Linked DNA regions of Homo sapiens: all the other regions are linked to region 1. Evidence: chromatin loops called from intact Hi-C (ENCODE). Cell type or tissue: PC-9. All regions are shown on one strand. Region 1 holds the start of LINC02967 (long intergenic non-protein coding RNA 2967). Region 2 overlaps SYNDIG1 (synapse differentiation inducing 1). Region 3 has its middle 36 kb from the start of LINC01721. Region 4 overlaps WAKMAR1 (wound and keratinocyte migration associated lncRNA 1). Region 5 has its middle 10 kb from the start of CST5. Region 6 has its middle 130 kb from the start of LINC02967. Region 7 has its middle 51 kb from the start of GGTLC1.

Region 1 (4,000 bases):
GCCCGAACCCACAGGCTGGCCATGGTGGTCAGGCTGGCCCCCCAGGGCTCCAAGCTGTGAGCTCCCCAACTCCACAAGACAGAAGCCCACATAAAGAGCCAGCCACTTCAACCTTCTATAAAGTTCTCCAGGCTACCGAAAGGTAGGCTGACAGATTTCACAGATAAAGACACAGGATGCTCAGTTAAATTTGAATTTCAGATCATGAATGATTTTTAGTATAAGCGCATCCTATGCAATATATAGGACATATTTATGCTAAATATTTTTGTGTTGTTTATCTGAAATTCAAACTTAGTCTTTCTACTGGCCACTGTAGGTAGCAGGGAAGCCACACAAGACCTGAAAGTCATCCCTGGGTGAACACCACAGTGCTGGGCACAGCAAGGCAGGTTCATCTGCCTCCAAGGACCAACCCCACCTTTGCCTGCTCAGAACTGACCATGCATAACCCCTGTCATCAGCTCTAACCTTCAATCCTGTCTTCCATCACCTGGGAAAGGCTCTCAGTTCTTCCAGTAAATATCATTTCCAGGCTCTCCAACCCTCCCCCGTTCCTGATGATCTGGCCACTGGCAACTTGCACCCCTGATACTGACCCAGCCACAGAGCTGCTTCTCATCTGTGTCAGTTACAGTCCCTCCATGCTGAAAGCAAAACCGGAAAACTCAACTGGAATCATCTTAAACAGTAAGGGGATTTATGGGAACTCCTACCTGGAAAATCTAGTGGTAAGTGAGTTTCAGGGTGGGCTCGATCTAGGGGTTTGTCATGACTGAGTCTCTACAATTCTCCCCCTTCCAGCTTCTCCTGAGCCTGGCTGCCCCTGTGTACCAAAAAGGCTGTCAGCAGCTTAGGGGCTACACACAGCTTCATACATATCCATGGGAGGGAAAGTGGGACAGAGAGAGGGGTAGATACTTTTCTCCCACAATGATAGAACATAAGTCTTTCACAAGACGCTGACTGAGCCACCTTCCATCCCTGCCCACCTCTAAAGCAACTGAACCAAAGTGGGCCAAGAAGAATCGCTGCATGAGCTGGAATGGGCCGGCCCCTCCTGCACCGGGCACTGCAGGACCACAGTCTCCACTGCCCCAGCTGTGCCCAGCATTGCGGGAAGCAGGCGGCCCCTGCGCAGGTTCATGAAGCTCACTTACTGCTAGATTCTCCAGGTAGGAGTTTCAGAAATCCCTTTACTGTTTAAAACCATTCCAGTTGGGTTCTCCAGTTTTGGTTGGCTTTGTTTTTCAGCATGGAGGAGCTGCAGCTGACACAGGTGAGCAGCAGCTCTGTGGCTGGGTCAGTATCAGGGGTGAGAGTTGCCAGTGGCCAGCAAGTGGGGAATGGTGAGGGCTAGAGAGGCTGGAAATGGCATTTCTCCGAAGAACCGAGAGCCCTCCTGGGAGGCTTAGACTTTAATTCTCTCTGGACACACTTGAGCAGATGACGTTCCAAAGGTGCCACACCAGTACGTCCCTCCCATCTGCTTTCTGGTGATAGGACCTGACACTGTCCCACCAAGAGGTGGGGTCTGCTTGGTTTCCCATCTCTTGAATCTGAGCGGGTCTGCAATTCTGGCAAAAGTGATACTAGGTGACTTTCGAGGCTAAGTCATAAAAAAGGATGACTTCCACTTGCTGCTCCAGGGAACTCTCATGCTCAGAGCCCGGCCACCAGGCTGTGAGGAAGCCCAGGTGGCCACCAGGCAGGCCACGTGGAGGCGTTCCCACCCCAGCCCACCGAGATCCAGCCAGCAGCCAGCGCCACTCCAGATATGTGAAGGAAGAGCCTTCCATGATGCCAGGCCCCACCCTCGGATCCCCCAGCTAGCATCCCAGACCTGGTGGCCACAGGCCCCCACCACGTGGTCCCGATCCCTGGCCTCAGAAGGTCTGAGAATGATGGAAGGGATGGTGGCTCCAGGACTAAGCTTTGCAGTGACCCGTGCAGCTAAGTTAAGTGGAACCCTCCAACCCCCAAACGCCGAGATTCTCCACGCCAGAGGCCCGGTGGGTGGGTGAGGGGCCTGCCAAGCCTGGGAGATTTATTTGCAGGATTTTCCCCACGGACTCATAACTGAAATCGCAGAAGGCCTTGCGGTTTAGAGGCCCTGTCTCATGCCCCAAATTGCATTTTCCCGGAAAGGGCTCAGGGCGACTGAGGTCCCCACCGCCGCTGCGGAGCAGGCTAGGGACTGGGGCAGGTCCCGGCACAGGGGAGGGGGGCGGGGGCGCTGCCAAGGTCTCACAGCTGAAGAGGGAAGCCAGCCGGGGCCTACGGAAAGCTGGAAAATGCGCTCAGGCCGGGCCGTGCTCATGGCTGGGATCACAGCGCCACCCTGTGGCCGACGCTCTCCTTCGGCTCGCAACAGTCTGGAGAAATTGAATTGCATTCTTCATGGAGAAACACAGACCGAAAAAGATCTTCCAGCCCAGCAGCAAGAAAACCACCACTGACTTTTAGAAGTCGAGTGCAAACAGAACAGAAAGGTAGTGAACGCCACCTCCCCCTGACTCCTCTCTTTCTCTGGAAATCTGCCCCAGGAGGTTTTGTGTTTCTTTCATACATTGTTTTTGCACAGAAAAAGTCTCTCTCATGCACACATGAGACTCCTGAGACCACCTCACTCCTGCCCTGCACACTTTGTGCACACTCCTGGATCAGCGATGCCCTTCTGTCTCCTGGCACACGCAGGCCACAGCCAGAGGCCACCCCCACCCCACTGGCAAGTTGGCGTCTGCAGGCAGAGTTCACGGGTCACTCAATCCCAGGCCTGGGCCCAGCAGGGGCCTGAGTGGTCCTTGCCCACAAGGCGGACAGCCTTGAGGACCCAGGAGCCAGGACCATGCTGCCGGGGCCTGATCCCCAGCCTTGCGTAACTTCTGGCAACTTCTTGCTCTCTGCATGCCCGTTTCCTTGTCTGTAAAATGATAGGATTCAATGAAGACACAGCTGGTTCAAGAGATCTGTTGTACAACGTGGTGACTCTAGTTAGTGACAGTGTACACCTGCTTGAACATTGCTACATAGGATCTTAAGTGTTCTTATGGAATGAGACCACCACTTCTCCTGTTGTCCTTCCCAGCTTCCCCACCTCCCCTTTTCCCTAGTTTATAAGACAGTAGAAAAGGGAGAAAGCAAAAAGTTGGAAAGAAACAGAAGTAAGATAAATAGCTAGACGACCTTGGCGCCGCCACCTGGCCCTGGTGGTTAAAACAATAATAATAATATTAACCCCTGACCAAAACTACTGGTGTTATCTGTAAATTCCAGACATTGTATGAGAAAGCACTGCAAAACTTTTTGTTCTGTTAGCTGATGTATGTAGCCCCTAGTCACGTTCCTCACACTTACTTGATCTATCATGACCCTTTCACGTGGACCCCTTAGAGTTGTAAGCCCTTAAAAGGGCTAGGAATTTCTTTTTCGGGGAGCTCAGCTCTTAAGACTTGAGTCTGCCGATGCTACCAGCCGAATAAAAACCTCTTCCTTCTCTTCCTTCTTTAATCCGGGTCTGAGGAGTTTTGTCTGCGGCTCATCCTGCTACATTTCTTGGTTCCCTGACCGGGAAGCGAGGTGATTACTGGATGGTCGAGTCAGCCCCTTAGGCAGCTTAGGCCTGCCCTGTGGAGCATCCCTGCGGGGGACTCCGGCCAGCTCGAGCGACGTGGATCCTGAGAGCGTTCCCGGGTAGGCACTTGCCCCTGTGGAACGCCTCATCAGAGCAGTGTATGGCAGGCCCCCATGGAGGATCAACGCAGTGGCTGAACACCAGGAAGGAACTGGCACTTTAAGTCTGGACATCTGAAACTTGGTAAGACTGGTCTTTGGAACTTGCCCCACTCCATTTGAGTGGAAGCGTGGCCTGATCACCCATGGTGTGCCTGTACTGGCATTTTGGTTTTTGTTTTTGACTTGACTTGAATTGCTTGATACTTTGGTTTTGGTTTTGACCTGGCTTGGATTTCTGGATGCTCTGATTTTGGTTTTGATTCTG
Region 2 (4,000 bases), 440 kb before region 1:
CCATCTCAGAGTAAATGTACCGCTGTGGCCCATAGTTTGAACAGATGTCACATTATCAGCAAAATTCTTTGAATGAGTGGGTAAAGGTGACAAGGACTGAAGTATGTGGGGTGTTAATTTGACAACACCAGCAGAACACTAGGGGTAAATGACTAGCAAAACAGCCTCTTGTATCAGTGGAAAGTTGCATAAGGTCATTTTGGGGCAGTGCACTGATAGAAGTTTTTGGAGCCTTAGCTCTTGACCCGGCATCACTACACTAGGGGCATGGTGTCAAAATCTCTACAAAGCAGTATTCAAAACATTAGAGATAGGCTGACCAGGTCTCTAACCACGTCACCAGAATTAGAATAATGAAGTTGTCGGCAGGAGGTTTGAACAAATGTGGTTTCTCAGCATTCTCTGTGCAAGATGCCCATTTTGAATGATTCCTGAGAGATCCTAAACTTGTGTTCAAAGAGCAGATGAAGTAACCCGGGCACCAGCTATGATTCAGTGCCCTCATGGTTGCTTTGCTTATGTCCAGGCAGCATATTGGATTGCACGGGGAGTGGGGGAGGGACGCACTGGGGAGACAGGCGTGCAGAGTGTCTCCTGTCTCCAGGCTACTCCCTCTTTCCCCCTGGGCCTTTCCCGAGTGCCATGAGCAGACATAGGCTCCAGAATCTGGAAGGTCCCATTTGTTTTCTCAGAATGCCATGTGAATACAAATTTACCCAGAGAAACATTGAGACAATGAAGTGTCCTCAATCCAGTGTCTTTTTCATTTAACAAGCTGTGACAACATTAACGCTTGGTTTTCAAAATCCTGGAAAGAATATGGTTGAAAAGAAATGGTCTCAGAAAAGTGACGTGGTTTGTCTAAGATCATTCAACTAGCAAGCAGCAGAACCCAGAGTCTGGAGCCTACAACCTGCCATCAGCAAGAGTGAGGACTGGGACAGTGTGTTTGCACTCACTTGGGGTGGATGGATACATGCACAGGAATGTACCCAGGGTGTGTACATAGCCATGTGGGCTAAAGATTTACAGGAATGGATAGGAAAGGCATGTGAGCAATAGCTTATGAAATTTATCCTTAGCATAACTAAATTAGATTCATATTATGTTATAAAACTTACATGATGCATTCTCTAAGATGGAAACATTTTTAAAACAGATTACCAACAGACCACCACCCTCCATTTATAATATGTGATGATTCAAGATGCAAGCATGGTTGGATGACAAACTGTAAATCATCTTAAACTATTGTTTGATAAATGACCTGTTAAACTACCAAAAACAAAGGAAAATAGAAACTCTAAAGAACAACAACAGATAAGCTTCAGGATCAAAAATAACTGCTAGAACCAAAAATAACAGAACCAGGAAACATTAAACACAGGTAGAAAATAATAAAAATAAAAGCTGTTTCCAAAGGCACAACCCAGGGGATAACCTTGCCTGTTTAGTCGCATAAAAAGAATTTAGGAGTTCAGTTAGCATTATTTCAGAGAGATGGGCCTTGCAATCCGTGTTCAGTGTGAAAAACTTTTTGCTTGGTTTTTAGTTGTTAACTGAATTTTTGTCAATAACATTCATTTTTAAATACTGGGGTGGCATTTAGAGAATGAGTCTGAAGGAGAGAGTACTTGCGTGGATTTCAAACTGCGTCTTTCAAGAACGGCTCACTTAGGTTAAATTTCTATTTTGAACAATTCTTAGGTCTCCAACAAGTTCAGTTGTAATCTATCACTTGGCCTCACTGGGCAGGCGCCCGCTTTCACACGTTACCTCCATCTGTTTCTTCCTTACCTTTCCTCTATTTCAGAAAACTTCAGTGCCCAAAACAAAACCAGAAAGCAAACACATTTCAGATAATTAGAACCACAAAAGTTTTATTCCATTGCCTCAACTTTAAACTACAGATCTTTCTGAAAGGGAGATACAGTAATCTTACCTCAAATACACTTGGAACCACCCCCCATGCCCCCACTTAGAAAAGCAAATAAATGAAATGTTACAGAAACTCACTCTTCTGTCATGAGTACAATAGGCAGTTTTTAACTTCCTCCTATGATCTTGGTCCTCACATGTTGGTGGTACAGACCCTCAGCTAGCATGGGTCTGAGATGCAGGAGTTTATTCCTGAAGATGCTAATGGGATTAAGTCCTGGGACAGTTTCCCAGTGGAAACCCAGTAGCCATGCTGGGGAGTGGCCTGAGGCATTAGCTTTAGGGTAGCCCCCAGGGAAGCCCAACTCATCCTACAAAAGATTGGTACCAATTCCATTGTTAATTATTTGCAGTTTCTAAAAGTGCATTTAAGAAAGCCTATGTGTTTCTGTAGCCAACCTTCATGTCTGACATCTCAGCCTCAGCCCATCACCCATGTGTCTCCCTTATAAGAAACCTTGTCCTTATGGGTCGAGTGCCCCATGGGATAATGGCACAGGACCAGTAGGGCAGTTGAAAGAGTTGAAATGTGATAGGTAGTGTGCGTGGTTTCTGACATGCTGTCTAAGCACAGGGGCTGGCCTGGGCTTGTAGTCATAGATGATTGACTGTCATGGATTGACTGTAAGAGGCACTCGTTTGCCTCAGATCTCCCATGGAAACCCTGTATTTGTGAGGACCTTGGAGAGGACCCTGCACAGGGCAGTCCCACCAATCCTAACCTAGTCTTGGAATGCTTTCAGACATCTCTTGCCTGTGTACGATTCTGGCTTTACTTTTCTCTCCCAATTCCTCACCGTTTCCATAGTGCCTTTGTGACAAGTGGCTCCACAACAGAGAACTGTGAGCTAATTAATGTGCATAGTATCTTTTTTTTTTTTTTTGAAATGACGTCTCACTCTATCACCCAGGCTGGAGTGCAGTGGCACAATCTCAGCTTACTGCAACCTCCGCCTCCCGGGTTCAAGCGATTCTTCCACCTCAACCTCCCAAGTAGCTGGGACTACAGGCGCACTCCACCATGCCCGGCTAATTTTTCTATTTTTAGTAGAGTCGTGGTTTCACCCTGTTGGCCAGGCTGGTCTTGAACTCCTGACCTTAAGTGATCTGCCCGTCTTAGCCTCCCAAAGAGCTGGAATTACATGCATGAGCCACTGTGCCCAGCCTAATGTGCATAGTATCTTAACAGTTTTTTTTCTTATATACTAAACCCAGAGATACAGCTCATTCATTTCAGTACTCTAATAATAGTTTAATACACTAAATTTCCTCACAAAGACAGGTTTTTGTTGAAAGCTAACTTTGAGTCAAGGGGAATAATCTGTTTTGTTATTTCTAAGTTTATTCTCTGCCCTTCATTATTATCCTGATCTTTAAAAGCTGTGGATATTGGCCGGGCGCGGTGGCTTACGCCTGTAATCCCAGCACTTTGGGAGGCTAAGGCGGGCAGATCCCTTGAGGTCAGGAGTTCAGGACCATCCTGGTTAACACGGTGAAACCCCATCTCTACCAAAAATAACAAAAAATTAGCCGGACGTGGTGGCGGGCACCTGTAGTCCCACCTACTCAGGAGGCTGAGGCAGGAGAATGGCGTGAACCTGGGAAGTGGAGCTTGCAGTGAGCCGAGATCCCGCCACTACACTCCAGCCTGGGTGACAGAGCAAGACTCCAACTAAAAAAAAAACAAACAAACAAACAAAAAAAACAAAAAAAAACTGTGGATATTAAGTATCACACACTTTGTTCACAATGGGATCATCAAGGCTCTGCTGGAAGCCTCTCCTAACTGCTCTGGACTTGGTAAGGACCCTGCAGCCTGCAGCACAGCTGTCCCACTAAAGTAGCCTGGAGCAAGGAGAGTCATTTGTCCAGCTGCATCTCTGTCCTTCTGCCATCTGCCATGGCCCTGCTCCTGTGGGTCCTCTTGTGTAACATTCATTGGTACACTTGCTAATCTGAATGTTCTGGGTGTAGGTGTATTAGCTGTAAATCGGAGCCCTAGATATATTTGAGGACATCACAGTCTATTTTAGAACCATAGACATGAAATGTATCTGTTGAC
Region 3 (4,000 bases), 750 kb before region 1:
TTTTACTGGGCTTCACTTTCTTGAGCTTCACTGACATTGCCTTTTTTGTTTGTTTTTTACAAATTGAAGGCTTGTGGCAGCGCCACATCAACCAAGTACAAGTATATCCAAGTATATCCACACCATTTACCAGCAGCAGGTGCTCACTTCATATCTCTCTATCATATTTTGGTAATTATCATAATACTTCAAACTGTTTCATCATTCTTATACCTATTACTGTAATCTGTGATCATTAATATTTGACGTTACTTTTATCATTGTTGTTGGGAACCACAAACCACACCCATGTGAGACGGCAAACTCACATCGTTAATGTTGGGAGTGTTCTTACTGCTTCACTGACTGGCCTTTTCCCCGTCTCTCTCCCTCTCCTCGGGGCTACGAATTCCCTGAGACCCAGTGACGTTAAAATCAGGCCAATGAACCACCCAACAATGGTCTCTAAGTGTTCAAGTAAAAAGAAGAGTTGTACATCTCTCATTTTAAATCAAAAACTAGAAATGGTTATACTTAGTAAGGAAGGCAGGTTGAAAGCTGGGATCGGCCAAAAGCTAGGCCTCTTGCAAGAAATTAGCCACACTGTAAATGCAAAGGAAAATTCTAGGAGGAAACTGAAAGTGCTACTCCAGGGAACACAAAAATGATAAGAAAGAAAAACAGTCAAATTGCTGATATGGACAAAGTTTTAGTAGCCTGGATAGAAAATCAAACCAGCCACAACATTCCCCTAAGCCAGAGCTTAATCCTGAGCAAGACCCTAATTCTCTTCAATTTTATGAAGGCTGAGAGAGGTAAGGAAGCTACAGAAGAAAAGTTGGAAGCTAGCAGAAGTAAGTTCATGAGGTTTAAGGAAGAAGTCACCTACAAAACATACAAGATGAAGCAGTAAGTACTGATATAGAAGCTGCAGAAGTTATACAGAAGATCTAGCTAAGATAAATGACGAAGGTGGCTGCACTAAACAATAGATTTTCATTGCAGATGAAACAGCCTTCTCTGGCAAGAAAATATCATCTAGGGCTTTCATAGCTAGAGAGGAGAAGTCAATGCCTAGCTTCAAAGCTTCAAAGAACAGGCTGACTCTCTTGTTAGGGGCTAATGCTGCTGGTGACTTTAAGTTGAAGCCAATGCTCATTTACCATTCGGAAAAATCCTAAGGCCTTTAAGAACGATGCTAACTCTACTCCACCAATGCTTTATAAATGAAACAGCAAAGCCTGGATGACAGCACATCTGTTTACAGAATCACCTACTAAAAATTTGAAGTATACTTTTGAGACCTCCTGCTCAGAAAAAAATAAAATTCCTTTCAAACTGTTACTGCCCATTGATCAGAGACCCTGGTCACCCAAAAGCTTTGATGGAGATGGAGATTAATGCTGTTTCCTTGCCTGCTAACACAACCTATTTTACAGTCAAAAACTGACTTCAACTTTCAAGTCTTATTATTTAAGAAATACATTTTGTAAGGCTACAGCTGCCATAGGTAGTGATTCTTTAGATGCATCTGGGCAAAGTAAGTTAAAAACCTTCTGGAAATGATTCATCGTTTTAGATGCTATTCAGAACATTCATGACTCAGGGGAGGAGATGGAAATAACAATATTCACGGGAGATTGGAAGAAGTTGGTTTCAAACTTCATGGATGACTTTGAGGGATTCAAGATTTCAGTGGAGCAAGTCACTGCAGAAGTGCTGGGAATAATAAGACAACTAGAATTAGAAATGGACTCTGAAAATGCACTCAATTGTTACAATCTCATGATAAAACTTGAATAGATGAGGAGTTTCATTTTAGGAATGAACAAATAATAGTTTCTTGAAATGCAAACTATTCCTGGTGAAGATGCTGTGAACATTGTTGAAATGACAACAAAGGATTCAGGACATTCCATAAACTCAGCTGATAAAGCAGTGGCAGGGTTTGAGAGGATTAACTTCAATTTTGTAAGAAGTTCTACTGTAGGTAGATGCTATTGAAATGTTATCAAACAGCATCACATGCTACAGAGAAATCTTTTCTGAAAGGAGTCAACTGATGTGGCAAACTTCACTGTCGTCTTTTAAGAAATCGTCACAGCCATCCCAACCTTCAGCACCCACCACCCTGATGAGTCAGCAGCCATCAACACTGAGGCAAGACCCTCCACCAGCAAAGATTATGACTTGCTCAAGGCCCAGATAATTGTTAGCAATTTTTTAGCAATAAAGTATTTTTAAATTAAGATATATACATTGTTTTTTTAGAAAAATGTGATTGCACACCACGTAGACTACAATGTAATGTAAACATATCTTTTATATGCACTGAGAAACAAAAATAAATCCTGTGGGATTCTCTTTATTGTGGTGGCCTGGAACCCACTCAGCAGTACTGCTGAGGTGCGCCTGCCCGCGGCTGGGGCTCTGGTGCCCCCTGCTGCTGGAATTCATCAGGGTCGTTTCCTTGTTGAATGAAGGGTTAGGATTTCAATATTAGATTCCAGGACACTGAAGGCTTCAGGAAAAGCAAAATAAATGCACTCCTGATAAGTTGCTCCCCACTGAGGGTTGGCTGGGATTATGATTGTCTTACTTTTTTGTGTTTTTCAGCATTTCACAAATAAAGACAAGACAGGATAAAGATAGAAAGTAATTTCCAATATTGCATTTGTATATGTGCTAGTTTTTCTCCCATGTTGAAAGGACTTTGCACAAAGTTGCCCTCCGAGACCAGCTCATGCTTCTAGAACCAACCCTGCCTGGACACCCAGCGAGCACTGCCTGGTTTGGATTTGAGCGCTCACAATTTCCTCTGCCCCAGTTGGGAGATTATAGGCTGTGCAGTTCATAGGAAAGTTTTGATTTCTGATACTTTAATTTTCCTTGAGTTTCAGGAAAACAAATGTGATATGAATGAGTGTTAACATATACCCTTATCGGCACAGTCAGAGAGGTGAAACTCTTGCACGAAGCTTGCCCCATGTGTCAATATTCCATGACTTCAGCTGAATAACTGTGTCTAAAAAACACACAATCAGCCACCATGTCAGCAGAAAACAAAATGCTAATTTTTAGGCTTCCTCACCTCATCTCCTGCTTGCTAGAGATGGAGGAATTAGGGGTGGGGCAGGAAAACAAAGGAGCAACATGTTATAAACTTGGCCTTTTTTCTCTAAGCACAGTCTAGGCCCAAAGCAGACCCAGGGCACAGTTCCTTCCAGGAAGCGTCATCGATGAGAAACTGGACTGTTACTTTCCACCCTGTGACTTTTCACAGGGTGGAGAAGTGAGGACGTTTCAGAATAAGGGAGCTTATTTTGCCTGGAAAAGAAAAGCTTGAGAGGAGATCATTTTTCATTTTGACATTTCCCGGGGATATAGTACTGGCCTGGTATTGTTTCATTTCAGAGCTTGTCTAGAATGGAAAACAAACAAAAGAAATGAACCAAAAAAAAAAAAAATGAAAAGAAGGAAACCAAATAAACTCAGGCCCCAGAGAGAAGATCTGAACCAGGCCTGCAGCATGGTCAGTCTCTGGCCTCCCACACTCACTTCCGTGAGGCTGCCTGCAGGTCCAGCCAATTGGCTTGGGTGCCAAGAACACCCAAAAGAATACTCCAAGGCAGTGTTCTCAAGTTGATCCATCAGGGTAAACAAAGTAATAAAACATGCTTTTATTTTTATCTCAACCTTTTAAATATTTTATTGTAATGCATATTTCACAAGGTATTGAGTACAAGGTATGCAGGGTACAGGAGTTTGTGGCCATCATTTATAAAGCACTAAGTAGACACATGGAGTGTGTTTCATCATAGCAGGATGTGATCAAACAGATTTGAGTCCTTGGTTTGGATGATCACCTATGACAAAGATTCTCTGCTTGACCAAACTTTAGTCAGTTTTCTGAACCTTCTCCTAGGGCTTCTGAACCTTCTCCTACACTTCCTTGTGACATCTGTTTTAGCAATCCCTGCTTTGTCAATTTAGCGAGAACTCCCCGCCCCTGATATCTGAT
Region 4 (4,000 bases), 820 kb before region 1:
TTGACCTCCCAAAGTGCTGGGATTACAGGGGTGAGCCACCACGCCCGGCCTCCTTCTGCATTTTGACTTTAACTCTGTGCCCCCAGTTTTGCCTGACTCCTGGAATCTTTTAATGAAAAAAAGTGAACGCAGAATAATAGATGTTAAAATTCACATGCCAGTAGCTTCCCTGACCTAGTTTTATGTTGGTCTTCCATTCTATCATTTGTGCAGGCATCTCCTTTAGATGTATCATAGTTTTCTCGGGCATCCCAGCCCATTCCCAAAGGATTCGAAGGCAGGCTAGCATGCAAATTTGGACTTTTTGGGTAGTTGATGGTGGGGGTGGGTGTGGAGGAGAATAACTAAAACAACAAATACAAGGCTAATGGATCCGAAGGTCTGGGGAATATGACTGAACAGTTTTGTGTTTATTCCTTGTACATTGTGGTACAGAAGGTAGACATAGCCCTGGGAAATTCACAGAAGGAGGTAGAAATTTTATGGAGAAAGAAGAAGGAAAATGGACACTGCATACACAGGAACCAGCAGACTGTTCCTCTGAATTCCTTGTTGGCAGCTCATGCTATGATTTCAGTAAACACCCTCCTCCCACGGGGATGCATGTGTGAAAGCTGAAGATACCAGGATGAATCACTTTTGCCAGACCCAGACAAAATAGGGCCAGGAAGTCCAGAAGGAGAGGAGGCTCATGCTTACCTGTTCGAGATAAGACAAGGACTTTCAAAAGACCCTTTCTCATCCTTCGTGTATCATCTGCTTTGATAAGATTTATTACTAGATATTTTTAATTTTTTTTTTACTCTCAAGTGACATTGACAGCATTAGACATCCTTTAGGATTGCAGTGATTTAGAAAAGATGTTCTCAGAAGAACACTTTCCCAGTAACAGCATTTCTACCAACGAAATGACAGCAACTCTGCTTTGAACTTCTGGAACCAGTGAACTCTGTTTCCAAGCAGCTTACGTAGGTCTCTTTTTGCTAATGAAAGCCCTCCTTACTCTTCCCTCACTGGATGTGCTGGTGCCTTGCCATTCCATGCACTCCAGATCATAATCCTTATTTCTATTTCTGAGCAAACCCCACATAATTAGAGAAAATTTTCTCTAGTGCCATTTTTCTTAGGTTAACAAATGGATGGATGGATAGGTGGAGAGATCAATAGCTTCGCCATGTATATAAGTTGTCATACCTGACACTGGCTTTCTCGTATCATTACATTAGTTGAGCCCTTATCTGTGGTTTCACTTTCCATGGTTTTGGTTAGCTGTGGTCAACTGTGGTCTGAAAACACTGTATTAAAAAATTCAGAAATCATTCTTAAGTTTTAAATCATGCACTGTTTTGAGTAGTGTGATAAAATTAGGCATAATCATCCCTTTGTCTATAATATTCACACTGTAGATTCTATCTACTTGTTAGTCACTTAGTAGATGTCTTGGTTAGCAGATCGACTGTTGCAGTATCATAGTGCTCATGTTAAAATAACCCTTATTTTACATAATAATGGCTCAAAAGTGCAAGAGCACTGTGCCTAAATTACACATTAAATAACATTGTACATAAGGTTCAATACTATCCAGTTTCAGGTATCCACTGAGGGACTTCGAATACATCTCCCAAGAATAATAGGGGACTACTGTAAATTCCTTTGAGGTTCATCCAAATGTTGCCTCTATTAACTCTCTACTCACTGTATTGCTGAATAGTTTTCCGTAGTATGGTTTACCGACTTTTTAAATTCATGCATTTGTTAATTAAGGCAGCATTTAAGCAAAGTTCTGTACAGTTGCTACTCTGCTTGTTATGAGCTAAAACTATGAAAGTGATAATTACTTTCATAAAAACTTTCCGAAAGCTAGAAATTGTGAAAGTGATCAGTCAGAATTGTGAGTGATGGTTTATTAATAGTTGACACTTTTTTCCTGACAGGTAACTGGAGACTGGCACAGAGGAGGCACCCAGTGGCACCTGTTAAATAAATGAGTTGTCTGTGAGTTTCAGAGCTTTGCATTACATGTCTGCCAGGCTTAGGGCCTCTTCCAGCATTTGAGGATGAGTCAATAAGGGCAGCTGGGTGTGCAGTCACAGTGACTGACAGGAGTAGTCTCTGCTTAATTTCCACATGCTAGGGGCACGAAAAGGCCTAATCGGTCTATCAGATAAAGCAGGAAACCCAGGCCAGAACCAAATACCCAAGAAGCAGGAAGGGGGAAGGGTTGATTGTGTGAAATTGGGGGACACAGGTCACGATTTGATTTGGAAAGTGGATTGGCAAGTGTTAACAGGGTTGCCATGGATGGCTGTGCTTGTTATGCACCGCACAACTCCAAAGGATGCCGTTATGGAGCCCCCTAGTGTGCAGTACATGCACTGTACAGTGACATAAACTGCTTTGAGTAAGAAGGAGGCCTGGAGTCAAATGACCATCAAAATGGACTTGATATGACTGCAAAGTTCTTATCATTCAAAAGGAAGACAAGGCCCAGAAAGCAGGTAGGGGAAGTTGTTCAACACCAAGTAGGGCAAATTTAGGCAAGATCAGCCTTCTATGGCTCCAGCCATATTGGCCAAGAATAATCAGTGCCATTGGGTGCCTCCTCTGTGCCAGTCTCCAGTTACCTGTCAGGAAAAAAGTGTCAACTATTAATAAACAATCACTCACACAATTCTGACTGATCGCTTTCACAATCCAGTTTCAGGTATCCACTGAGGGACTTTGAATACATCTCCCAAGAAGAAGAGGAGACTACTGTAATTTCTTTGAGGTTCACCAAATGTTGCCTGTATTAACTCTCTACTCATTGTATTGCTGAATAGTTTTCCATAGTATGGCTTACTGACTTTTTTAAATCATGCATTTGTTAATTAAGGCAGCATATCCTATAAGACTATGATATCCCATTGCGTGTCTTTCTCTTGGGTGCCTCAGCTCAGAGACTTGGAGTTTAGGGGTCTCCTGAACCAGATCCAGGTTAAGAAGTGAGACTTAATTCTAAGTCAAATCTGGGAGCCTGGGCCAAGTGGGAAAGACTAAGGCTCATACATTTAAATCCTGCTTGGGCCAACAAATGGGGCTGGCTTACAGGGAGCTGAGAAAGGCAGAAAACGGTTATACAGGGGAAGTTGAAAGAAAAGCAGCTCTGCTGGTCCAGTCTCTCGGGGTCATGTAAAGGACCTGGAGAATATGGCATTATCACATTACTAAATATCTTTGTATTATTAAAACATCATTTATCACAAAAAAAATTTCAAAGGTAAAGCAGGGTTAGGGACTAAAGTCCCAAGACAACAAAGATGCTATCTCCTGCAGGAATTTCAATGATCAGGTGCTTTATAGCTGTAAGTGTGTTTTGTTTATTGTAAAACAAAATTCTGAAACTAATTTATCAATGCTAAAACAAATAAACAAACTCAAAAGCTTCCTTCTTTGTCCTTAAATTCGTGTGCTCAGTAGCTCTTTGGAGTGTTCTGTCATCTTTGTTGGTGGTGGTGAGATGTGCTGCAAGTGAACTTGGAAGGTTAAAAACAAAAATGACAATAAAATCTCAAAGGCAAACAAAAGAACGCAGGTCTCCTTTTTTCCTACTTTCAGCTTTAGTTCCTGGTTCTAATCAAGTTAGAGCCAATCCCAGTCAAGTCTTAGCAAATCCTCTTATCTAATTCATGAATCTCATTATACCTAATTCATGTTGTAACAACTCCTGCACTGGGAAAAAAAATGTCTGAATTAACAAAAATAGAAGGACCATCTGTGACTGTGTGAGCCCACCATCAGCGCCACAGTCCCGTGTGACTGGTTTTTGTAGGACGTGTCTTTATCTGTGTGTGCAGAAATCATAAGCCATATTATACCAACAAAAGAAAGCAAACCACTGATGTGACTGTCGTTAGGTGAAAATGTTGCTCAATGCAAGGCTACCCTTGGACTCCTACTGGGGCACACATCTCAGACTAAGGGTATTTTGGCGGTAGCCATGCCAGGCCAGCAGAGGGCA
Region 5 (4,000 bases), 1.0 Mb before region 1:
GTGTGCGTTCAGTCAAAAGAGAGGTATGGTGTGCCTGCTGTATGTCAAGAATTATTTTCTCATCAGCAAGAGTACACTTCTCTATTTGCAGATATGTGAAGAACAAAATGACAATGCATACCAGGTCCTTACTGAACTGCTCGGCACAGAGAAGCCCTGGAGAAAGGGTGACAGTGTTGCTGGTGGAAGCTCTGCTGGCTGGGTTCCAGGACACTGTCTCTGGGACACCCTGTGCTTCCTGCCACCCTCCCTAGGGTGATTTCTTATCCTTCCCTAGTTGCATTTTGATATTTGATCCCAAGCTTTTGTCATTTTTCAAAAGATCCAAAGGTCATCTTAACTCTTGCCATTGAAATGATAGTTATAACAAATAGTTGTAGAGTTAACACAACCTCACAGATGCTGCCGGTAAGATGTTCACATGACATTATCTCATTGCCACTGAGAAAGTCTCTGATACGTCCATAAAGGCATTTCATCCAATATGTATATTCAGAGTCTTCTATGGTCCAGGGATTGTTCATAGGCACTTTACAGATAATGGGACGAATACAGTATTGCCTCTACCCAGCTTGTAGCCAAATGATATCCTAACCTAGAAAGAGTGACCTGGAAAGACCACTCTGGGGATGTGACATGGGAGCTGCACTCTGCAGGAGGAGAAGCAGCCAGCTGCAGAAACCCAAGGGTGGGGATTTTCTGGCCAAAAAGCAGCATGAACTTACCCTGAGGAGAAAATGATCTTAACCTGTGGAAGCTCCTGAATTGATCATCAAGGACCAGCAGGCAGGAGAGATACAGAGACTGGGTCTGGGGATGAGCAGATGTCAGTTCCTGCCAGGCCATATGCATCATGCTGAATATACTTTATTCCAACTCTAATGAGAAGCCTTTGAAAGGTTTTACCGGGACTATGACATGACACCTTATATGTTATTAGAAGGCTGGCATGGCCTCAAGGAAGGAACAGGCTTCTAGTCGGTGAGAATGGGAGGGTGGAGAACAGTCAGGAGGACATTGCAGTCACCCAGGAAAGGGAGGACAGTGACCTGGGCCCGTGCAGTGGTCGGGAGGTGGAGCACAGGAGACTCAGGATGTCTGTGAGAGGCAGCGAGACAGGACTTGCTGAGGGCTGGGGTGAGGGCATAGTGGGGAGGAAAGAACAGAACTCCAGCCCTGGTCTGAGCACGTGCCATGAAAATTACTGAACTAGAGGAGACATGAGGATGAGCAGATGGTCACCTCTCAGGAAGGAACCGAGAGCTGTCCTCAGGAGATTCTTGGGACATCATACATGCCAGACTGTGGATCTAAAATGTCAACCCCTGTGCCCAGCCTAGAGGGGCCAGATTTCATTAGAGTGCAGGGGAGGGTCTTCTTCCTTTTGCTGATGGACTTCATTATGAATATGGCACCACAATGGCTTTTTATTATAAAATGTTTTAAGTACCTATTTGCCAGTCATATTTGGAAAAAGAAAACATTAGCCTTTTTTTTTTTTAAATGGAGTCTCACTCTATCACCAGGCTTCAGTGCAGTGGCACGATCTTGGCTCACTGCAACCTCCGCCTTCTGGGTTCAAGTGATTCTTCCTCAGCGTCCTGGGTTCAAGTGATTCTTCCTCAGCCTCCTGAGTAGCTGGGACTACAGGTGCGTGCCACTATGCCCAGCTAAGTCTGCCATTCATGGCATTGAATGTATCTGAGAATGATGCCTGAGCTGTGTCAGAGTTGGCAGGAATGGTGAGCTTTTGGGCCCTGAGAGATGGAGTGTGTCTGAGGGGAACTAAGTGGGAAGAGGCTTGCAGAGTTGGCAACCTCCTCACCCCATGATAAAGGAGGGGACGATATGCTGAAACATCACTTGTGAAGATGAACACATCACAAAGAGAATGCCCAGATGTGGCAGATAAACCACAAAGCTACAGGGCAATTCCTGTGCCTGCAGCCACCTGCCCTGTAACTCCTGCTCAGTTCATGAGGTTGCAGAGAACCTCTGGGTTCTGCATGCTCCACTTCACCACAGTGACCACCAGAGGGAAGCATTCACCCACGGATGACCAGCCCTTCGGGTGCCTCTACTCGAGCCTCACCCTGGGGAGCAGTCTCTGAAGGTAACCCTGGGGTTGTCATAGCATCTGCCTTGGAGAAAGGGGTTTTGCAAACTAAGCACTCCCTGAGTGCCGTACGGGTTCTGCAGAGGCCCGTCGGCTTGGTTCTGTCCTCGCTGCCCTGGGCTACCTGGGCATGTGGGGTTTTATTGAACAGAGCAATGGCCAGTAGATGGCACAGCCTCCTGTTCCTGCAGCTCTCCCCAGGGCCCCTGCTGGATCTTTCCAGAAAGGAGAGACAGGCCCAGAAGTGACTCTCTCAGAAGACAGGGACATTCTGAAGGCAGGTGACAATGAACGTGTGGACACCCTGTGGACAAGTCTGGTTTCTATCTTCTCTTCCACTCTGCCTCCTCACCCCTTTCCTGGTGCTGTCTCTCTTGCTCCCTGCCCCTTTCTCAAACTACCCATCTCCTTCTTTTTCATGGTCATCTTAGTCAGTTGGAGGCGTGAATACCATGGAAAAACCACGTTTGCTGCTGTGGTTAAGAAGAACACATGATCCATTAATGAAAAACAGTTTCCCATCCAAGGCAAGGTGTCTGAGGACAAGTTTCACCTGAGTCCAGATCTGATGAGCCTGCAAACAGAGGAAAACCCTTAATGATACCTGCTCTGGCCTCGTGCTTATATTCTGCATCAAAGAGCTTTATCTTTTCACATCAAATATCATATCACCACCATCACCACTATATCATCAATATCACCATAATCTTCACAACTATTGCCACTTCCATAACCACCATCACTATCACCAGCATCACCTCCACCATCCCCACAATCATCACTACCACCATCACCATTATCTTTACCACTATCACCATTGATACCACCCCCATGATCACCATCATCATCACCAGCATCATCACCATCACCATCACCACCATGATCACCATCACCATAACCTCAACATCATGGTCATCACCATCATCACCACCCTCACCATAATCATCACTACCATCACCATCACTATTATCATCACCGTCACCATTACTGCCACCACCAAGACCATCACCATCAAAACCAGTACCACCATAATCCCCACCATCACTACCATCTTTACCACCATCACCATTATCACCATCATCATCACTATCATCACCACCATCATCATCATTATCAATACGACCGTCTCTGCCGTCATCACCATCACCACCACCACTATTACTACCATCACTATCACCAACTTCACCACTATTACCATCACCACTATTATCATTACAAGAGCTACCATCATCACCACCATTATAACCACCACCACCACCACCATCATCACTATTATCACAATCACATCACCATTATCAATACCAACATTACTGCTGTCATCAACATCACCATCACCACTACCACCATCACCATCAGTATACTCACCATCATTATACTCATCATGAGCACCGCTATCATCATCAACACCATCACCATCATTACCATTACCAGCATTACCACCATACCATCATCATCACCTTCAAAACCATCATCACCATCACCATTTTCATCTCCAGCATACCATTCTCATCTCCATCATCATCTTCAGCATCACTGCCAGGTGTCTGTCAGTAGCTGTTCTGCATTGGACATTGTGCCACACCCTTTATAAACCTCATGTGATTACATAGTCATGCTAATTCTATATTTTATAGAAAAAAGGTGGTAATTGGCTTTGAAACATGATAGAAGGGTGTGAGAATCTGCTTTCTCTTCTCAGAACTATCTACAATCAATGAAAGAGAAGACTCACTTTATTTCTCAGCTCCCACATTGCTGGATCTTCCCTACAGAGGTCTGATGTGGACATCCACTGTGAAGTCTTCACTGCTTTGCTGGTCTCCACCCTCAGATTTTGTTTCTCTGGTTCTAAAATGTTTAGAAACCCATATCCCCTGCCACATG
Region 6 (4,000 bases), 130 kb before region 1:
GGGTCTCACCAGGCAGCAGCCCAGCAGTGGCCAGGGCTGCAGTCTCATCAGAGGCTGGACTGGGAAAGGATCCACTTCCAAGCTCCCTCGGGGTGTCAGCAGAATGCATTTCATTGCATCTGTAAGACTGAGGGGCCTGGCTTCATGCTATCAGCTGGAGGCCACTGTCAGGCCCTAGAGGCTGTCTGCAGTCCCCTGCCAGGCAGCCCCCTCTCTATAGGCCTTCTCACCTCGTGGCAGGTTGCTTCCCCAAATCCAGCAACTGAGAAGAGAGCAAGTCTGCTAGCAAGACAGTCTTAAATAAATAATGTAACATAATCACAGGAGTGACATGCCATCACTTTTGTGTATTCTAGTTAGAAGCAAGGCACAGGTCTCATCCGCTTTCAGGGGAGAGGACCACACACAGACGTGACCACCAGGAGGAGGTCCTGAGCCATCTTAACGTCTGTTCAGCACACACACCTACCTTGCCAGGCCCTCTGAAAGCCACCTGTGCCTCCTGCTCCAGTGCCCCACAAACCAGCTCTGCCTCTTCTGCTTTGCCTCTCCTCAGATCGGGGCAGTAGTGCCTTCTCTTTAAGGCTGTTGATGGAAATATGGGAATGCAATACTGGGCACAGAGTCAGTGCTCAATAAACAACAGCTATTAACACTAGGATTGGGTTGAACTCAAGTGGAAGACCACTCCCAGCTAATCTAACAAGAGAGCAGATGCTCAGGTGACACCCTGACTCTCTAGTTGTGCCTTAAGTCAGTGAAATAAGCACAGTGACTGGTTATGCTGGAGGTCTCAGGACAATGTTCCCCACCACACAGCCTGAAATGCCCAGCTGGGCACTACATGCTCTTCCTGGTGCCAACATCTGCTTGACCATTTCCTTATTTTAGAGTCTTTGTATTAGAATGGTGTGTTTGAGTTCTGGTTTCCTGACTAGCTTTGACACATCCGGTATTTTGTATCAGGAGCGGGTTTCTAATCCACACAGATGTGGCCTGGAGAATCATGTGATGGCAGCTTCTCTCACTTGTTACCCTCTGCAACAATTTTTTTTTTTTTTTGCTTCCCATTGACACAGCTTTAAGCTCAGCTGTTTTGGAGGTCTTAGCTCCCCAGGGAAGAATGTTCCACCAAGAAACCCAACAATAGTTTCACTGAATTGGATATTGAGACTGCCACCTAGTAATCTGTGCTCCTTGTACACTGACCCAACAGTTTCACATAAGAATAACATGGAAATTCCAATGTGGCTGAAGAGAGAGAAGGACAGATGTGGACACAGAGAAGGTCAAGACATGGGACAACCTCAAGGGAAAAGGAGATCTAAAGACTGAGGGGCTAGTCCTCAGACATGATGGTGCCAGTAGCAGGTGGGGTGTTACTGAGCAGACTCCTCCAGCCGTCCCAGTGCAGGCACAAGAAATGGCTCTGGCAGTGACTGCCGGGGAAGTGGGGAAGGCTGGGGCCTGAGAGTGGGCCCTCTGTTCGGCCACAGCCACTCCCTCACCTCAGGGCTATATCCCAGTGAAGTTGACATCTCACTCATGACCCTGACCTCATGTCATAGGGATGTGGGGCATGTCCTCCAGTACCTACTACCCCCCAGGCCACCCCCTCACACCACAGACAGCCTCAGCTTAGATCCACGGAGAGAATAGCACCAGCGTCCAACACAGCAAACAACTCTCAAATTGCTTCTCTCTGACTCTGTGACATCCTGTCTCATTTGGTCTAATGTGAAAATTCATCTGCACTTCCTGGATATTAACCATCTGCTGCTGGGAGGCACATGGAGTTGCAGGCAGGTTGGCCAGGGCTTGGGACCAGCGTTCCACACACATTCCTTCTCAATTCCTCATGAGAAGGAGAGGACGGGCACTGGAATCACCAGAATGCCTAAGCGCCCCTCCCACGTGGAGTCCTCATCAGGCTTCAAAAGCCAGACTTGAGGTACCCACTCACCCAAGGGCACAGGGATCAGTGGAGGGAATGGGCCCAGGCTCTGACACGTCTTTCTCCTTTTGAACCTGGCCTCCACCCTCTGTCAGCCAGAGGCAGCTGATTGCACAAAAGCACTTCTAGGAAATCCTCTTCCCTTCTCATTTTAAAGGCAGAGGCGCAGGCAGCTTCTGCAGTCACTCCTTGCTCTTCCTCACTCATGGAGGGTCCAGAAATTGATTGCAGGACAACTGGCTCTTTAGTTCCAGCCCAGAGGAGACAGTAACAACCCAAGATTGGCATCTGTGGAGCACCCATGCCCCGGGTGCTGTCTGGTGTTGTCCCCTCAGCAGCCCGGTGAGGGGAGCAGTTATCAGAGGTGACATGGCTGCCCACACTGCAGGGCTAGCAAGAGACAGGATCAGGACAGCGCACTCCCCTGCCCTCCAGGGAGAAGAACCACCGAAGCAGAGGAGGGAAAGTGAGCCACGGGGCCGATGGGGCCGCCCCAAGGACCAGATGCTGGTGGGCATCCGGCAGCCAGCACCTCCTCTCTCTGCCCAGGGGCTTTCTCTGAAACCTGGAACCTGCTCTGCCCGCAGACAAGGCAGCCACAAACATCCCTGGGAGTGGGCCTGACCCAGGGTAGACAGGAGTAGCGCTCCCTCATGCCTCCCCCAGGGCCTCCCCGTCCCCCGAGGCCCCAGCAGGATTCAATCCCAGTGACCACAGAGCTAGGTGGCTGACTCCCACCCTCACTCGCCATCACTGCCCCTTCCTCCCTCACTGCCCCCTTCTCCAGCTGCTTCCTGAGACCCCTTCCAGACCAATGCTTCATCCCAAAGCCTGTCTTGGGGTCTGCCCTGGGCAAATGCAGCCTGAGACACCCCCTTTCTGGTGGGCTGGCCAGACCATCTGCCTTCACTGTGGGCTCACAGCCCACTCACAGGACAGCCCTGGGCCCACCGTCCTCCCGCATCTCCATGAGAAGCAGGTCTCCTCCAGGCCCCTGACTGACCCCACAGAGCTGCTCAGAGAGCACTCGGGGCATGAGGGCCTGACAGCGGCATGCTCAGGACCCAGCGGCTGCTGTGTGCTCCATGACCTTTCCCGGGAGTCCCCTGCAGGAACCTCACCCTATATGGGTTGCCCCCGCCCAGCCTCTTCTCCCCACCTCTTCCTGTGCTTCCTGGGATCACCTTCCACATAAACTGCTGTGCCCAAAGTCTTGCACCAGGGCCTGCTTCTGGGGAACACGGTTGTGTTAGGGTGGAGGGTCCCCTGGCACTGGCTGTGAAGTCTCTGCGGTTCAAGCTGGAACTGAATATCAAAACCCCCAGAAGTGAGGTGCTGCTGCCGGCCGTGTAAGCCTGCTTATCCCTCTGCTTCCATGATCAAGTCAAGGCTGATACCCTCTCATGCCTCCACAGGAGCCCCAAAGCAGGGAGTGCTGCCCCAGGCCACCACCCAGTGCCCCTCTCAGGGACATCGCCGCCGGGCTGGTGGATGGAGGCCATGACCGCTCTTGATAAAGCCGTTGCATGGTGGGCAGTCTGTAGGAGCTGACTTACCCTGGGAGAGCAGCAGCCCCCACAGCAGTGGGCCCACGCCCCATGACATCCAGAGTCCTTCTTTGCACATATGACCACACATTCCTCCCCATACATTCGCCCCCACCTCCAGCCCTTCTTCCCCTCCCTGACACAAGCATCACCTTTAAGGTCTTTCCTGTGTCTCTTTCTCTCCAATGCAGGAGGACTCCCTCCCTCCATGTCTCCGTTTCACTGGTCAAGAGGAAACAGACACTATTTCTAGAGTTAAGCATGTGTGCACCAGGCTCCGGAATCCTGCTTCAATAGCCCTGGGTGATGGGTATTTGTGTTGCCTTATTTCAGAGTTGCAGTAACTGAGGCTTGAGAAGTTTCTGTACCTCACACCAGGGCACATGGCTGGACTTAAATGCAGGTCAGCCTGACCCCTGAACCCAGAGTGTTCAGTAGGACACCATGTCACGTGGTGTTAGTTACATGCAGAGCAGAGGCTACAGGAGCCCGGGCCCCA
Region 7 (4,000 bases), 980 kb before region 1:
TGGGCCAAGCAACACCCCGGAAGAACATCATATACTAAGCAGGCCCAAAAAACAGCAACATAAAGCCTGATTACACACAACTCCATCCCACATTCCCATTCAACAGCAAACTCCAGATTCCCAACAGTATTACAAAAGATTATCAGTTTATCAAATTTGGTTTCCCATGATTATATGAACACACACATACGAACAATCACCGAAACACAATTCAATTGTTGCAGTAACAAACAAGCCTCAAGAATGTTTAAACAGAAACAGCCAGACGGTTTTCCTCTTTACGTTGGTTGCGCTTATCCAACCTGCAAATGGAAATTCCCTTAGAATTTCCCAAATTGAGGGATCAGATCCCACTCTCTGGGCCCAAAAAGACACTCACCCATCTGGACACAGATGTCAGATTTCAAAGGCTGTTCTTCCTAGGCAGTCAGAAACCCGATTGGGGCGAGGAGCGGTGGGGCCATATGGAGACTGAAACCCACCTCCAGCCAAAAGTAGATGGGCAGCAGCTTAGGGAATCTTCCAAAAGTCTCCTTCCCCACATAGCCGAGCCATGAGCAACACTTTCCTGGTGAGGAAACCAAAATCTGGTACCAAAATGCAGGGGGTTCCATCTAAGTTCCGTTACTCCTTGCACAGAAAGTCAAACATGGAGACAACCAGCATTGCCAGGGAGAGGGCTTTCATTGGGTGCCACAGCAGAGGAGATGGGAGGCCAGTCTCAAATCATTGTTCTTACCCACTAAAATAAGGGGTTTATATAGTAGAGAAGAAATGTAACTACTTGCAGGAAAACAGGAATTGGGGAGGGTCAAGGAAGAGGAATTGGTGAGCAGAAGTCATGATGGTTGAGGAATCTGGCATCTCATTGTCTGGAATGGTGATCTGGTGAGTTTCCGTTCCTTGATGCTGAAGGTGCGTTTCTTAAGGAACTCAGATAAGACAAATGTAAGTTTCTCAAGTTTTAAGAGGCAGAGGGCCAATTTCTATGTTCATTCAAAAGAAACCATAAATACAAGTTTTATGGGACAATTGGGCTAGTTTCATATCCAGCCTAGGGGTCAGGTTTCACTAGAGTGCAGGGCAGGGCATCCTTCATTTTCACAATGCCTCATTTTGGGTGGCACCAAAATGACTTTCTATTATGGAATAGTGATCGTAGAACTTTTCCTTTGCCAATCATATTTGGAAAATCAAAATATTTGCAATTATTAGTCTCAAATACCACGGACTACAGGAACCTACAGTCTGCAACTTGTGGCATGGAAGGTGTCTGAGAAGAACCCTTGGGCTGTGCCAGAGTTGGCAGGGAAGGGTGAGCCACTGGGCCCTGAGAGATGGAGGGTGTCAGGGGAACTAAGGAGGGAAGAGGCTTGCAGAGTGGGCAACCCCCTCCCACATAATAAAGGAGAGAATGATATGCTGAAATATCAAATGCAAAGATAAAGACAAGAAGAAAATCCTCCAAGGTGGCAGATAAACCACAAAGCTAAAGGGCAATTCCTGCTCCCACAGCCACCTGCCCTGTAAATTCTGCTCAGTTCATGAGTTTGCAGAGAACCTCTGCAAGGTGGAGCGTGCATCCTCCACTTCACCATAGTTACCACCAGAGGGAAGCATTCACCCACGGATGACCAGCCTCTCGGGCACCAGCTACTCCAACCTCATGCTAGAGAGCAGGCTCTGAAGGTAGTCCTGGGGTTGACATAGGGTCTGCCTTGGAGGAACAAGCTTTGCAAACTAAATACTTCCCTAGTGCTGTTCTGGGTTCTGCAGAGTTCCCTCTGCTTGGCTCTATCCTTGCTACTCTAGGCTGCCTGGGCATGCAGGGTTTTATTGATTAGAGCAATTGACAGTGGATGGTACAACCTCCTATTTCTGCAGCTCTCCCCACTGCCCCTGCTAGACCTTCACAAGGCAGGTGACAATGAAAGTGTGGATACCCCTATTGATGGTGACAGTGGCCCATCTAGAGCAGCTACTGTGAGGATGCCAGCTGCAGCAGGAGAGGTGTGGCTGGGGCTGCATGCTCCCCAGAGCTGGTGGGGGCCAGGAACAGGTGGGAGCCCCATGCTCCCAGGCATAGCTGTGGTCACCCAGCTGCAGCTCCAGACCTGGGCATCCCTGTGCTCTCAGGGCCCAGAAAGTCCCCAGCCCTGACAGGTTCAGAAGTGCCTGCTCCTGCTACCTGGCCTGTCCCTGCTCCTGGCACCTGCTCTGCAGCAGAGCAAAGTTGTAGCTGAGCCTGGGAGCGGTCATGACCCAGCTGGGTGTTTGTGCACTTGGGGCAGTGCTGTCAGTGCTGGAGTGGCCAGCCCTCTGCCACTTCAGCCCCCTCTGGACTGTGGGAGCTGACTAGCATGGGAGGGCTGCTGGTGGGGGCTGAGTGCAGCTCAGCATGGGCTTGCAGGCACTGTTCAATATGAACAGCCTGGGCACCATGGACGGCATGTTGATGGTGGGAGGCAGACAGGTTCCTGGACAGAAAGGGGTGGATACCTGGTGAATTCCCACCTTCAAGCCAGGGACAGCCTGAAGCCTTGGAACCAGGGTGTCAGTTCTGGGTGGAAGCCGTGGTCCAGAGTGAAAACTTATGGTACTTTTTTTGCACCTGCCCATGGACCAATCAGCACACACTTCCTTCATTCGGAGCCTATAAAAACCCCAGACTCAGCCAGACTCAGCCAGACATCAGGACTACCAGCTGTGGGAAGGAGCTACCCACTTCAGGTCTCCTCAACTCCTTGGGACAACCTGTTTGTGGAAAGGAGCTATACACCATGGTTCTCCTTTCCACTGAGAGCTGGACACTCCTGGGGCTGACCTGCTTGCAGAAAGGAACTACCCATCTTGGGTCTCCTGAGAGCTGTTCTGTCACTCAATGAAGCGCCTCTCCACCTTGCTCACCCTCCACTTGTACGCATACCCCATTCCTCCTGGACGTGGGACAGGAACTCAGGACCTGCCAAATGGCGAGACTGCAAGAGCTGTAAGGGCTGAAACACCCCCCAACTCACCACACTGTGGTGATGAGGAGAGAAAAGCTGTGGCCATTCTGGGAGCCAGGGCTGTGATATGCTTTAACACCCTGTTTGGGGCTCTGTGGTTCCTGGCATCTCCAAGCTTTCAGGTGCCACCACATTCCCCTTGTCCAGATGCTGGTGCCTGCAGTGGAAGCCACTTGCAGTACGTCTGGTCCAGCCAAAGCCCCACACAGAGCCAGTGCCTATGCCAGCAACTGGAGCTGCCTGCCCCACTGCAGTCAACATGTCTGGCTCTGCACAGTGGCCTGACCCAATGCTCATTTGCTTACACACCCCTGACCACTCTGCACCTGGCTCACCCTTGGCAGGTGTGGAATCTGGGCCACAGTGTGAGCTGAGCACAGCCTGACAGACCAAGTGGGTGGAATGAGCCCAGTGGGTGCAAGCAAAACCTGAGTAGAGGTGTCACGAGGCACAGAAGTTTCCAGTTGGCAAAGTGACACTGTAAATATCCTGTGACACTATAGCCAAGCCTGGTTTCTGTCCTCTCTTCCACTCTTTCTCCTCTCACCCCTTTTTTGGCATTCTTTCTCTTCCTTCCCTCCCTCTTTTCTGAAGCTACCCATCTCCTTCTTGTTCATGGTAATATCTAGGGGTCAGAGGCATGAATTCCAGGGGAAAAAATCTGCTTTTATTCCTCTGATTAACAAAATACATGATCCCATAAACAAAATTAACAACGAAATCATGATCATATCATAGAGGCAGAAAAAGCATTTGATAAAAGTTCAGCATCACTCATGACAAAAAAACTGTTAACAAACTAGACATAGAAAGAACATCCCTCAACATAATAAAGGCCATAAATGACAAACTCATAGTCAACATCATATTTAATGGGGGAAAGTTGAATTCATTCACTCTACCAACTGGAACAAGTCAAGAAAGGCATCCTAATGGGAAAAGAGGAAGTGAAATTACCCTTGTTCACTGATGATATGTTCTTATATCTAGAA

The links. Hi-C counts contacts between places; a loop is a spot of excess contacts. Peaks named below come from ENCODE experiments on the same cell type or tissue, not always from the same donor. Only the 100,000 strongest peaks of a DNase experiment are listed, where the experiment ranks them.
Region 2: a loop joins it to region 1, with 4 times the contacts of the local background. A loop is called at or near these places in 4 of 110 quality-filtered maps.
Region 3: a loop joins it to region 1, with 8 times the contacts of the local background. A loop is called at or near these places in 67 of 110 quality-filtered maps.
Region 4: it touches region 1 in a loop (12-fold over the local background); 12 of 110 quality-filtered maps call a loop at or near these places.
Region 5: a loop joins it to region 1, with 14 times the contacts of the local background. A loop is called at or near these places in 16 of 110 quality-filtered maps.
Region 6: a loop joins it to region 1, with 4 times the contacts of the local background. A loop is called at or near these places in 15 of 110 quality-filtered maps.
Region 7: it touches region 1 in a loop (12-fold over the local background); 38 of 110 quality-filtered maps call a loop at or near these places.

What each region holds. Positions count from the first base shown.
Region 1 is chr20:24,916,178-24,920,177 of GRCh38, forward strand. It overlaps LINC02967 (long intergenic non-protein coding RNA 2967), which reads left to right and starts at 2,387. Exons shown (of 3, transcript XR_001754563.2): 1 at 2,387-3,817. RefSeq lists enhancers at 1,988-2,057, 2,324-2,957 and a silencer at 2,208-2,267. In PC-9, CTCF peaks have their summits at 2,350 (motif pointing left) and 2,551; a DNase peak (open chromatin) is centred at 2,344.
Region 2 is chr20:24,473,057-24,477,056 of GRCh38, forward strand. All of the region lies in intron 1 of SYNDIG1 (synapse differentiation inducing 1), which reads left to right. Among named protein-coding and RNA genes, the nearest start is that of SYNDIG1, 5.4 kb to the left of the region's middle. In PC-9, no CTCF peak of the experiment used is centred here; no DNase peak of the experiment used is centred here.
Region 3 is chr20:24,162,144-24,166,143 of GRCh38, forward strand. No RefSeq gene overlaps it. Among named protein-coding and RNA genes, the nearest start is that of LINC01721, 36 kb to the right of the region's middle. RefSeq lists an enhancer at 2,290-2,584. In PC-9, a CTCF peak has its summit at 2,417 (motif pointing left); a DNase peak (open chromatin) is centred at 3,908; H3K27ac peaks cover 1,587 bases.
Region 4 is chr20:24,098,496-24,102,495 of GRCh38, forward strand. The region is part of intron 1 of WAKMAR1 (wound and keratinocyte migration associated lncRNA 1); the gene reads right to left. Among named protein-coding and RNA genes, the nearest start is that of WAKMAR1, 11 kb to the right of the region's middle. In PC-9, CTCF peaks have their summits at 2,384 (motif pointing left), 2,592 and 3,967 (motif pointing right); DNase peaks (open chromatin) are centred at 606, 2,246 and 3,996; H3K4me3 peaks cover 49 bases; H3K27ac peaks cover 2,491 bases.
Region 5 is chr20:23,887,852-23,891,851 of GRCh38, forward strand. No RefSeq gene overlaps it. Among named protein-coding and RNA genes, the nearest start is that of CST5, 10 kb to the left of the region's middle. RefSeq lists an enhancer at 1,704-2,204. In PC-9, CTCF peaks have their summits at 2,072 (motif pointing right) and 2,272 (motif pointing right); a DNase peak (open chromatin) is centred at 2,040.
Region 6 is chr20:24,783,855-24,787,854 of GRCh38, forward strand. No RefSeq gene overlaps it. Among named protein-coding and RNA genes, the nearest start is that of LINC02967, 130 kb to the right of the region's middle. RefSeq lists an enhancer at 321-390. In PC-9, no CTCF peak of the experiment used is centred here; a DNase peak (open chromatin) is centred at 1,887.
Region 7 is chr20:23,935,895-23,939,894 of GRCh38, forward strand. No RefSeq gene overlaps it. Among named protein-coding and RNA genes, the nearest start is that of GGTLC1, 51 kb to the right of the region's middle. RefSeq lists an enhancer at 2,176-2,676. In PC-9, a CTCF peak has its summit at 1,610 (motif pointing right); a DNase peak (open chromatin) is centred at 1,637.